2 separate regions of the Homo sapiens genome follow, and region 2 is linked to region 1. A link is a contact called in ENCODE Hi-C or POLR2A ChIA-PET data. All regions are on one chromosome and are shown on one strand. The core of a region is the stretch at or near the end of the contact, and the rest is flanking DNA. Distances in the headings are between cores, read along the strand shown. Region 1 overlaps BNC2 (basonuclin zinc finger protein 2). Region 2 overlaps BNC2 (basonuclin zinc finger protein 2).

Region 1 (6,606 bases), core at 3,412-5,911:
AAAAAAAAAGTACCATTCTAAAGTTTGTTTTGTTTTAAACTCGGATCTTCTGCATTCCAAAATTGTATCCCTCTGACTAATATAAACCGTTATTACAGAGAAATGGTTTTTTTTTTTAAAAAAAAAAAAAAAAGCCAGTGAAAAAGAATGAGGGAGTAGTAATGGTAACATACAGTACCATGAGCTGCAGCGGCCTCCCAGCCAGTGGTGCAAGGTTAACAGATCAGTCCTGGCCTTCGGGCAGACAGCAGAACACAGCCTTGGGGAAGGGGGGACAGGGACGGAGGCCAGGGGAGGGGGCCCGCTCTCAGGCAGTTTACACAAGAAGGCAGCTCAGCTCCTTTCTGGCGCACTCCTCCTCTCTATCTCCCAACCTCTTTGCGTGTGTCTTGTCATATTTTCTTCAGCTGTTAATTGTCCAGACTCCAAGACTTTAAACAGCCACAGTTTAGGAAAAAGCGAAACCCTTCTAAGTGACCATCACAGCAAATCAGCTTCATGCTAGTGGGTAAAATTTTCCAAGGGAAGTGTTCTTCTGATAGTTCCTGAGTCTCTAAGTCACCCCCACCCCCACCCCCACCGGCCGCCACACACACTCCCCTGGAGGGCTAAATGCACTGTGGCAATAAAACATTCATGCGACTTGGAATTTTAACACAATGCCATTTCCCTAGTTTAACCTGAAAGGAATGCACTAGTCACAACAGACTACATCATCCTGCCATTAAACCCTGCCAAGGAACCGCTTTTTTGGCCGCGCTGGGCCAGCTTTGACGGGAAAGGAGTACACAGACCCACACACTGAGCACAGAGGGGCCACCTCTGCTTCCTCAGCCTTATCCAGCAACACCCTGCTCTTGAACATGACCCCTGACCCCTTGCATTGTGACCAGCTTGTGAGGCATGTGTCACCCTGGAATTTCTGCAGAGCCACACACTGCGCAGGCCATTTGCTGCTCCCTCTCAACAGGCTCTTGGGCAGACGCCAAAGGTTCTTTCTTATTATTACTGCTACTATTGAAAGTCTTCTGTTTAAATGTAGGGATGCTTTTTCCTCGAGTTGTATGATAGTGTGGCTTGGGTTTTTTTTTCCCTCCTTTGTTTGTTTTGGACTTTTTAAAAAACAAACTTTACATTTGCATTGATAATTATGTTATTATTAATGACAAAATGATTCAGTATGGGGACTACTTATCAAAGGTGCCAGTTCTTTCACATTTAAGTGACATTCAATTTAGATTTACAAAACACCCAGAAACAATTCCTATTTCTCCAGAGAAGTTGAGAGAAAAATTCAAAGGGATTGAATCCTAAAACACCTACACTTAACCATTTTTATTTACATGCTATTATTACAAAACAAACAAGCAACAATATTAGATCAAAAAACTGGATTTACTGACTTATTGCTTGTGCAGAGAGTTCTGCCTTCCAAGCAACATAACTGACAAGCAACTATTTTAAAAAGTATGTATACCAAATGAAAAATTAAAATCATACTAAATGTTTACAAATGTTTTTATAATTTTAAAATTGTTCTCATGTAGCCCTTTATAACCAATCACAACAGTACTAATTTTTGCAAGTTAACAGAGGTCATAGTTTTGCACCCCAAAATACCCCTTTCTTCTTCTACCACTGATTCTCCTACCACTGAAGGATGTCTTCCAGATTGTCTTTTTCTGATCATTCATCTTATTAACTATCTTCATATGATGCACATTCACTTTCAATCTTGTCCAATTGTTTTATTATTCCTCTTCTCTACTGTAGTCATAGGCAATTCTAAAAAGCACAAAGTCCCCTCTTTTTGCCCTGACCTTGAGCTACAGCCAGGTGAGCTGTGATTATCCCTACAGAAGGCAGAAGGTGTTCCAGCTTTAATCTCCTGGAGTGAGGCCATGTCCCCTTTCAGTAACAAATGAAGAACATCTTACTTCATCTAAGAGAATACCCTAAAATACAAAATGATGATCTCAAAGCAGGTTAACATGCACATATAAAATAAAACCAAATTGTCTTCTTTAGAGTAATTTTTGTCTCCTTAGTAGCTGGAATTAGTCTTAAGCCCTAGTTAAAAGACTTTTTTCTTTTTCTTTCCTTTAAACAGACATTATCATGCCTTGAAAAGTCATTCTAATCCCTTCACCTTAGCCAAGCCATGCTAATTCATGAGAGGACAGCAATTAATTTTTAAAAAAAAGGAATTATACTTGACTGGGGGGAGGGGAGAATCAATCCAACTCAGAAGCAAAGGTTACCAAAACCTATGTGAAACACTTCCATTTCAAATTGCAAATGCTGAAATCAAATTGTCAGTTTAATCTATATAAAATACAGCAAGAAGGCTGGGCGCGGAGGCTCACGCCTGTAATCCCAGCACTTTGGGAGGCCGAGACGGGCGGATCACGAGGTCAGGAGATCGAGACCATCCTGGCTAACACGGTGAAACCCCGTCTCTACTAAAAATACAAAAAATTAGCCGGGCGTGATGGTGGGCGCCTGTAGTCCCAGCTAATCGGGAGGCTGAGGCAGGAGAATGGTGTGAATCCGGGAGGCGGAGCTTGCAGTGAGCTGAGATCGCGCCACTGCACTCCAGCCTGGGCAACAGAGCAAGACTCCGCCCCCCCGCCAAAAAAAAACAACAGCAATAGACATTTGATTTTTTTCAAGTAATCTGATTTATTATCAATGTGCATATTCAAATTCCAATTTTGATGTTACTAGTGTGAAGTTACTAGAGTAAAACCCAGTAAAATTGAAGGAAGAATCAAGTGATGCCGTGAGATTAAAATTACAGAGGTTAATTTCTATTTTAGTCCAAACAGATACACTTTTCTTCTTATATCAAGTTAATCAACACAGTGACACCAAAGTATCTTGGACCAATATTCAAAGGATGAACCGGGGCCTATGAAAAGAGGTCTGTGAAGTTGCACCTGCAGTACATGTAACCCTCTCCATGGTAATATATCTCCTCTGAAGACCTCTGGAACTCTGGGATACATCACTAAAAGAAGGATAAGCAATCTCATTTTAGTTCTAAACAAGTTGCCAAGTAATTATTACTATTATTATTATTTTTGAGATGGAGTCTCACTCTGTTGCCCGGGCTGGAGTGCAGTGGCACGGTTTCAGTTCACTGCAACCTCCACCTCCCAGGTTCAAGCAATTCTCCTGCCTCAGCCTCCTGAGTAGCTGGGACTACAAGCATGTGCTACCACACCCGGCTAATTTTTACATTTTTAGGAGAGACACGGTTTCACTATGTTGGCCAGGCTAGTCTGGAATCCCTGACCTCAGGTGCTCTGCCCACCTTAGCCTCCCAAAGTGCTAGGATTACAGGTGTGAGCCACCACGCCGGGCCAAAGTAATTTTATAATCTAAGTATTCACTACTATGGTATAGCGATGCATCACATATTAGGAAATCAGAGCATGCTACAAATACCACGATGAAAACTATTTTCTATGAAATTGTACCAGTACAAATAAGTGGAATCAGAACAATACAGAACCTGCTGAAGAAAAAATGTCGTATCAGTAAGTTCACTGAAATTCAAAAAGGTGCCCAGAGTTTTGTAGAAATGTTAATTTATTTTGGTGGGTACAATGTGAGTAGATCAAATCTGTGATAACCAGCCGTGATTTCCATTTTCCTTGAGCCAAAAGAAAACTTTACTGTGTTAAATGGCATTTAGAAATAAGAGTTTTAAAGTTCTGTAAGCTACGTTTTAATTTCTAGAAAGCAAAATAGGTGAAAGTTTTCTCATGAACTTCTATTAAAAACAGGACATGCATGTGCAAACAGGCATACGTTAATTTATTCTGCTCTGCAGGGATTCATTTGGAGTCGAGAGATTGGCTAAATCAACCCCCTCCTCAACACACACATACAACATGCACATGCAAGCAAAGGCAGTTAACAGACACCAACCCTGAGTGAGGGAAAACTCACTCAGAGATGAGAAAGGACAAGATGTGTATGGACAAAAGAGAGAAGGAAGGAAAAGCAAAGAGATGGTGTGGGAGGAAAACCAGATTGAGACAAAAGCAAGCCACAGGAAGGGCGGGGTGAGAGAGAAAAAGAAATAAGAATGAGATGGGGAGGAGCAAAATGGAAAAAAGCAGAGAAGGAGTCAGTAGGGAAAGGGAGAGAAAAAGAAAAGGAAGACCGAAGGAAAAAAGGGATTGCTGGCAGAGAGGAGGAGCTGGAGCCCCACAACAAAACAGTGGATCAGGCAGCTGGCCTGAGATGCTGATTCAGCGCTTTAACAAATCAATGCCACTAGAAAAGCACAATGTGAGCCCTCACTGGGTAGATGTCAGGGGACTCAGAAAATGCATTCTCAAGTATTTCACATTAAGAGGGAATAATGTGTTAATTTATAACGCTTCACCCTATACACTTGGATTATCTATCTGTGTCAGCGATTTGACTTCTTAAATTTATCAAAAACGCACGCAAAGGGAGGCAGCTTCGGCTTCACCGCTGGGAAATGGAGGTTTAGGGAAAGCCTGTCAGCCAGTCCTAGGTAGTTCTGCTGTTCTTTCCGCTTTCCTATTTGGGCTGAAGTGTTGGTGGGGGTGGCAGCAAGGAGTGAGCAAGCCACTGAAGGGGAGATGAAGTGGGGAGGGGAACTCCTGGTCCAGTTACTAAAGCAACCAAAGAAAAGGCTTTCTCGGCCTGTGGTTGATTGCATTAGGTACCATCCGTCAAAAGTGACACAGAAGAGAAGGAATAACTTGAATCAGCAACCCACGCTGCCATCGTCAGAATTTACTTTATGGAAACTTACTTAAGTCTCTCAGCACACCCAGTGGAAGAGAGCCTGCTGACAACTGGATTTTAATTAAACAGTACACTTGCAATGCCACCACAGTTCCACAGAGCTTATCAAAATAGGAAGGGAAGAGAGAGTTAAGCGAATTTTGTTTGGTTAGTTTTGAGACATGGAGGAGAGATGTTAAAGAACTCAGATGCCAGCCCAGCATTCAGGAGCCTCATTAGAGGGACTATTTCTTTCTCAAGAAAAACCTATTTTATTAAACATCAAATTCTTGGAATTGTTTCCTAATTATTCCTTAATAAAATTTAGTTAACTTTTAATATAATGATTGCACAGTTTCTAACCTGTGGGAGAGACAGGGAAAGACTACGTTAGTAAGTTTTGTTGCCAAAATTAAAGTATGATCAGACTTAAATTTTCAAAGTTTAAGCATTGTCAACATACAAAGGCAAGTGTGTTAAAATTTTGGAATAAATAGAAGAGAGTAGGTTTCAAGAAAGTGTTTTAATTAAGATTATGTCTTCAAAGATATGAAGGGGAAAAGTGGTTATAGGTATAAAGGAAAAACAAGGCCCAATCACGAATAACTTCTAAGATTGCCCAGACTACACACAGTATTCTAAACTGGAGGCATTCTTATTTGCTACATGTACAACTGCAACAGAAACAGACATTCTCTTATTTTCAAGACATTCATATGTAAATGAATGCTGATGAATGGAAATGAGATGCTAAACATGATGGGCAACGTTCAACATTTAAAAAAAAAAAAAGTTACTTCACTTGCTGAAGCTTGAATCTCTTCCCCTCCTACACCTGGGCACAAAAAGAAATGAATGACAATGATGGACCTTCCACCAGTTTCTATTGGTTAAACAACACCTTACAGAGATACTCAAGACAGAAAACAAACATTCTTTCAGTCTTATGCTTTGCATCTTTCCTATGACATGTATCACACAGAGTCCATTGAAAATAAATATTAGAGATTGAAATTATAAGTAAATAGCCAGAAATATTACAGTGGCATTGAGCCAAAGGGCTAAAATATCCAAAACAGTGTAATTATTTAATGAATGTTTTCTTTCTTTCAAATGAGATAATTAATAAGGAATTTCCTGGTTCATGACCACAGAGTACACTATTTTCCCTTTTCATAAAATCTTAGGAGACCGAACATATATTCTGGGCAGTGTGTTTGCAGTGGGAATTATATATATGCATGTATGCTTTTCAAGGGTCTCTATTTATGCCCTCAGAGTAGGATTTGTTCTATCCCCAGTTTTTGCATGAATTACCATTCCTGTCTGTCCCATCCAAGCCACCCCCACATAAACTATCTATTCTTATCATTATGGTACCATTAATCCCATTCTCCCCTCCCCCTCCCAACTCACCTAAGGGGTTAAAAGACTTCAGTACATTTGTGACTTGTCAGTGACATATAATACCCAGGTCCTTCATGCAATCAACTTTTACTTGACATGTATTTGCTCATCACAGGACCCACATTACTACTGGGAAAATGAAGAAAAACCTAAATTAACACTTGACATTCAATATGGTCAAGTCCTTAATTGGCTGGGCTTCCTGAGAAAGCAATTTTCTATTCCCCAAACTGTTCGCGTGTCATGTGTAGAGTGCAGCTCTTGGCCATCACTGCTGTCCCTCGCTCCCTCTAATGAGAGCAGATGAATTAGTGCTACGTGACACGATTTGAGCAGGGCTTCCTCCTCCTCCCCTCCCCCCAGTCTTTCTCCTATACCAGTGACAGCTGTGTGGCAAGGGGAAGAAAGAAAGAGAAACGCAAGAGCAAA
Region 2 (6,101 bases), core at 2,142-4,641, 180 kb before region 1:
AAAATGTAATGCCACCTTTATCAAACTGTACGAAGTGTTCAGCTGCCTGCTTGTGAAGCCCACCAACACAACTTCCTACAAGTATATGGCTGCTGGGGTGACTGAGGAGCTGAAAGAACCTGCATAAGCTTCAATAGCAGGCCAGAGCACCACTTTTCTGTGAACGACAACTGATAGGTCAAATCACTAGGGAGCGGCTAAAGAGTTATTAATGGTGACAGGTACACTACCTGGGAGACAGGTTGAGAGGCAAAAAAGATTATTTATAAGCGAATAGTTAACAGCTGTACCTACTGCTAAGCATTACACGGATGCCACAAACTGTAGAATTCAAATCCTGAGTTATTCAAGCACGAACAACTGCCTGTCACCCAAATGCAACGCATCGCTACAAATTAAGGTGGGAGAGATGAGATGCTGCAACGCTGCCTCACCCAGGAAGGCAATGTCATCCTGGAGCTCAGGTAAGAGGTGGAAAAAGGATGAGATAACCATGAGGTAAATTACGGTTCTTAACAATAATGATGAATTTGCAAGAACAGCTTTATAATTTTTCCTGAGGGCTTTAACAACAGAACAGATGCCAAATGCATCTTGTATTATCAACAGTAAAATGGACTTGGAAGTGAGGAAAGATTGAAGAGCTGTGGGGTTAGAATGACAAAATGAGAAGAAAAATCATGACAAAGAAACGATAGAGGTTTGGTCTTTACAATTTTGAATAATTATTACTTAAGATAATTGTTACTAACAAACTCCATTAATAATATATGACTTATTTTCTAAAATGACAATAGTTCTTGAATATAACTTTTTCTCTTATTTTTTCTTGTCATCTCTTTAACAGCTCTTGTTTCATGGTGGGAAAACAATAGGTATGTCACAGAAATTTTCAGTTCCTAGAGAAACGAAAATACAAAAACTTGTTGAGGATATTTATTCTCATAGATTTTCAACTCAGTATATATTGAGCTTTCAGGCTTTTCAGAACACTGAGTTGAGAGGAACAACTTCCACTGTTGATTTTCTAAATGTTAATATATGAGATGGTTTCTATAGTTATCTACTTTGTTTATGGTCCAGAGTCATGATAGAGTAGCATAAATATTCCTATCAAAGTGGCAGATGTCATATTTACCCAAAATACAATAGTTTTAGAAGTACCTACATAATGACCTGGCAATTCTACTTCTAAATATTTATTCTACAAAAACAAACATACACAGTAATAAACACATATAAGGATATTTCCTACAACAGTGTTTGAAAAGCCCAAACACTGAAAACAACCCAACTGTCTTTAAATAAGTGACTAAATAAATTATGGTATATCCACATAATGGGAAATTATATGGAGGTTCAAAAAATGGATGAGATCTCTCTATACTAACGTGGAAAGAGGCCTGTATTAGTTTCCTAGGGCTGCCACACCAAATTACTACCACCGTAGTGGCTTATAACAATGGAAACATATTCTCTCTCTGTTCCAGAGGCCAGAAGTTTGCAATTGAGGTGTGAGTAGGGCTGTGTTCCACTCAGAGGCTCTGGGAAATAATCTGTTGCATGCCTCTCTCCTAGCTTCCGGAGGCTCTGCCGCCATCTTTACCTCACCTCCTCCTTTGCATATGTCTTCTGCTCTGTATGTAATCTCCTAATATCTTACACGGATACACAGGATGGTAGTTAGGGCCTACCCACAGAGTCCGAGATTATCTCCTTATCTTAAAATCCTTGACTTAATCACATCTGCAAAAACCCTTTTTTCCAAATAAGGTACCATTCACAGGCTCCAGGGATTTGACATGGATATTTTGAGTGGAAGTGGGTAGATATTTTTTGGTCAACCACAAGATATATTTTTTAAACAGTAGGATATAAGAAAAATATACATAGAATGAATCCATTTACTAATAATCATAATTAGTGCCACAGATACATGATAATGATAACATATGGAGAAGTGTTATCTCTACAAAAAGGGGCTATGGACAGTTTTCATTTTTGCATTATACATTACTGCAATGTTTCAATTTTATATTAATTTTGTATTACTTTCATAATCAAAAACCAATAACACATATTTAAAAGGAAGCTTTGATATATTTTGACATCTTCCCAAATTTTCTTACCTAATTCTGGTCCCTGTTGTGGAAAAAGGGTTTAGTCAAAACTGCATAATAGATGATGATTACTAGTTGTTCTAGTGGAATAAAATTTTATAAATAATAAAAATATTAAGTCATAATTTTTGAGTATGCTATTCATTAAATAGACTGCTGTAGTTTCTAAGGATGAAAAGTTTCATCCTTAATCCAACCTTCTATGAATACCTGACAACTGTTCCACTAAATAAATCCCCAAACCGAAATCTATGACCTCTCCTTCAAAACTGAGGTTTTAGTTTTATTTTTTATTTATTTATGAGATGGAGTCTCACTCTGTTGTCCAGGCTGGAGAGCAGTGGCATGATCGCGGCTCACCACAACCTCTGCCTCCCAGGCTCAACCGATTCTTCTGCCTCAGCTTCTGAGTAGCTGGGATTACAGGTACGGACCACCATGCCCAGCTAATTTTTGTATTTTTAGTAGAGATGGGGTTTCACTTTCATCATGTTGGCCAGTCTGGTCTTGAACTGCTGACTTCAAGTGGTCTGCCTACTTCGGCCTCCCAAAGTGCATGAGCCACCGCACCTGGCCAAAAAAGTGAAGTGTTTTTTGTTTTTTGTTTTTTTTTTTAAAAAAGCCTTTCTAAGGTTGACTATGCACAGGCATGAACTACTGAAGCGGCATTACTGTTCACCCTGCCCTTTACGAAATTCCTCTCTTTGCAGATTTTCTCCCTGAATATAGCTTCATCTTCAAGTTTTATTATACCTGCAAAATTTAGTTAACAACAACTTCACCTTATTAACATCTTCTGGAACAAAAGTTCCAGAAATCACTGTACATTTCTCTACTCCACATTTCACCCCCTTCATGAGAATTGCTAAGCACTATGAAAGCCAATTGGGGTTCCCTGGATTTTCTCTCTCATAAAAAAACTGACAAGGCTTTTCTCTGTCTAGGAGAGAGGGCGATGATCAAGATCCACTTTTATGGAAAACATGATATTATGCTGAGAAATCTGTCAAGAGCGGGAAAAGCACTTCATAGAGGGAGAATGTAAACCATAATGCTGAGAGAAATATCTGCATTAACTTTTTGCATTTGTTCACAAAAGTTTATGAAATGCCTACTGTGTGAAAGATTGCACCACAAACCATGGTATATGTTGTAAGCTGTGTGGGCAGAACTTCTGGTGTCTGAGAATCTGACAAGAAGAGAAATGAGTTCACTAACGGCAGACTGTTGCTCTGACGCACGGCCAGCCAGCAAGCCGAGGCATGAGGAGATGCAGGGGAAGAGCATGAGCTGGACAGGTGTCATGCACAAGCAGCTCTGCAGCAGGGCTCACGGTGCCTGATAATTATGGATATTGTCAGATCTGCCAAGAGACATATTTAGCAATGAGCCGGGAGGGGGCAGGAGGAGGTAGGCATATTACGAAACTTGCCACCCACCTCCCATTGGCACTATCAGTTTCCAAGGCTCTATTAAAGATAAACAAGGATGCCTAGCCTCCCCTGAGATCAAGAGGAGATGGTGATTATGAAAATAATAACAGTTTTAAAAATTACTTAAATGTTCTAAGGGAGCCTTTATTTCTGGCAGTGTTAAACACTTGCAAGGAAGAAGGTAGAAAACAAAAACAAACTAGAAGACCACAGTAGCCTCAGTCTGAAAGGCCACTCCAGGGCTACTTAAACCAAACACTCTCTGTGAGTTCAGTGGTTAGGCTTTTCCCTCCTCTGGGTGGCATTCCAAAGGCTTCTCCTTCACATGTGCAAAAACAAGAAAGCGGCGACAAGATGCTACAGCAGATTTCTGTTTGAGACGATGTTTCTGAGGGAATAAGAAAAAAAAAAACAAAAAACCAAGCGAGAGAGGGAGAAGTTTTTCTTTCATTTAATTTTTTTTTTAAACAAAAACCTAGAGACACTGGTCTGTGAAGCCAAGTTTGTTAACGTGCAAGTATAATTTACTTTTATGTAAACATAACTTCACAGAGTTATCAGTAGGTTCCATTTTCAGTAAAAACAAACAAACAAAAAAAAAGAAGCTGCAAAATAATTATAAAACATATGGTGCAAACTCCGGCTGTGTTTATTTTATGACAGTTAACATTATTTACAGTGTGATCTGGTCAGAATTAATACTCAAAGGGTTATACACAGAATATGTCAAATTTTTCTTCTTAATCATGCACACCATTAGTTTTGTCAACCCATCTAAATGAATTTATCTAGAGATCTCCTGTATTCCCCCAAAGAAATCAATTATATTTTTTAACATATTATTTTATTCAAAATGCTTGACTAACACCACCGATAAGCTGCCAATAGTAATATAGGAAGGAGCTCACCCTCTTCTTAAATGGGGAAGTTTGACAAAATGCACTTAAAATTCTGCCATTTGTTGCATGAGATTCTTTAACTCCACACTGTTCATTTCGTTATCTCAGTTGCTAACGCATATTAAATTTTTAAAGATTTAAGTTCTTTTTTTTTTGGTAACAACACAGCTACTACTTTCTGTTAACACATAAATTATCAATATATCCTGTTGAGTAAAACTATTTAAGTAGCTTATCCTTGATACTGGAGTGGCATTAGGAAGCACTGACTATAGGATCTGCTTATTATTCAAGTGGGAGATATACAACAGCCAAGAGACATACAGAAAAAAAAAAATAAGAATAATTTTGCAATGAAAATCTTTATTTTTGTAATCTTTGTAATGAAAATATTTATTTTCCCTGTCCTTTTATTAAAAGACTCTGGTATTTTGCTCTCATTCAAGGCCTTATATTAATATAAATACCAAAATTTATGGGACCAGGTGGTGTTTAGTAATGTGAGCTGAAACAGAAAATGGCTGCTTTTCCTCCCTGGGCACGCAGACACAAGACATCCTCTCCTACAATAGACACTGACCACAACCTATCTTCCTATTCACCAGAAATGGTTTTGTGCAGTAGTGTGCTAGGGCTGGCTCATGCCAGCCTATGAGAGCTGATTGCTAAACATTCGGAAATTTTGGGAGTTGGTGGTTCAAACAGACGACATTAAAAATTAAATTTTAGAAACATGCAATGAAAAAAATTAAAAACAATGATAATAGGTACTCAAAATTCATCACTTCTAATTATTTGACATTTTACTATTATCTATGTTCTTATAATTATTTGACTACATTTTACTATTATCTGTGCTCTGAAGATTACTTGCTTCTACTTACGTCTGGTATGGTGGAAATACCATATAATAATGTGTGACTAAGCATCTCTTCCCAACTCCATGTTCAGTGACTCATGTTGACAGGCTGAAATCAGCCATCATGGGATATTTTCACCAGAGAAATCAGCAAACACTTGCAAATCAGGGTTGGCTGGTTGCTTGGTTTGTTTTCATTTAGAAAGCTATTGTAATGCTACCAACACAACGCTAGCAATGTCTAAATAATAAATTACTGTCTAGTTTCAAAACTTAAGACTTTATTTGTAAATATACACTCATTTAAACTTTATAATCCCATCTGTACCCTTGTGGGAAAAAGAAGAGAAAGAGATAATTTTGCTATGACAGAAAAATTAACTATAAATTTTATTTGGATCACTTATTTTTATGAAGTCTTGTAAAACATAACATGGAGCATGATTTCTGGATATGAAAAACATTAGATATGACAAATGAAATATATGGTTTGTGTCTTGGACAGGAAACACCCTGCATGCCTCTGGAAACAAACACAAAGATTAAGTATCAGGCACACAGGTTTTTAATGCCTAGATTATTCTGTTTTTATAATAAATTAGTAAATGAGATTCTAGCCATTACAAATCTGTGTGTTGTTGAAAACTGTCATTTGATCTATGATAAAAATACAAATAAGGAATAAAGCATAAAAGAGAAATAATTCTGAATCAAAGCCAATAAAAATAAGACAGCTTATAGATATTAAAATGTAAGAAAAATTTAGGGATAAGTTACTTTTGGTTAAACA

Evidence for each region. A loop is a pair of places that touch in the nucleus more often than their neighbours do. ChIA-PET counts read pairs that join two places held with the same protein, here RNA polymerase II (POLR2A). Pooled maps may share reads with other maps.
Region 2: a loop to region 1 is called in a map of cardiac septum, with 2.4 times the contacts of the local background. The contact joins two enhancer-like sites. A Hi-C loop is called at or near these places in 3 of 168 maps with a recorded cell type or tissue (ascending aorta, cardiac septum and endothelial cell of umbilical vein) and 2 of 50 pooled maps. POLR2A ChIA-PET finds 5 or more read pairs at or near these places in 2 of 52 experiments (AG04449 and H1).

The regions. Positions count from the first base shown.
Region 1 is chr9:16,704,575-16,711,180 of GRCh38, forward strand. All of the region lies in intron 3 of BNC2 (basonuclin zinc finger protein 2), which reads right to left. Among named protein-coding and RNA genes, the nearest start is that of BNC2-AS1, 19 kb to the right of the region's middle. RefSeq lists enhancers at 1-580, 1,988-2,488, 5,964-6,606. Within about 2 kb of position 4,662, at least 2 of the 41 ENCODE cell types and tissues checked have a DNase peak (open chromatin) inside an H3K27ac peak, as active enhancers do.
Region 2 is chr9:16,527,445-16,533,545 of GRCh38, forward strand. All of the region lies in intron 5 of BNC2 (basonuclin zinc finger protein 2), which reads right to left. Among named protein-coding and RNA genes, the nearest start is that of BNC2-AS1, 200 kb to the right of the region's middle. Within about 2 kb of position 3,392, at least 3 of the 41 ENCODE cell types and tissues checked have a DNase peak (open chromatin) inside an H3K27ac peak, as active enhancers do.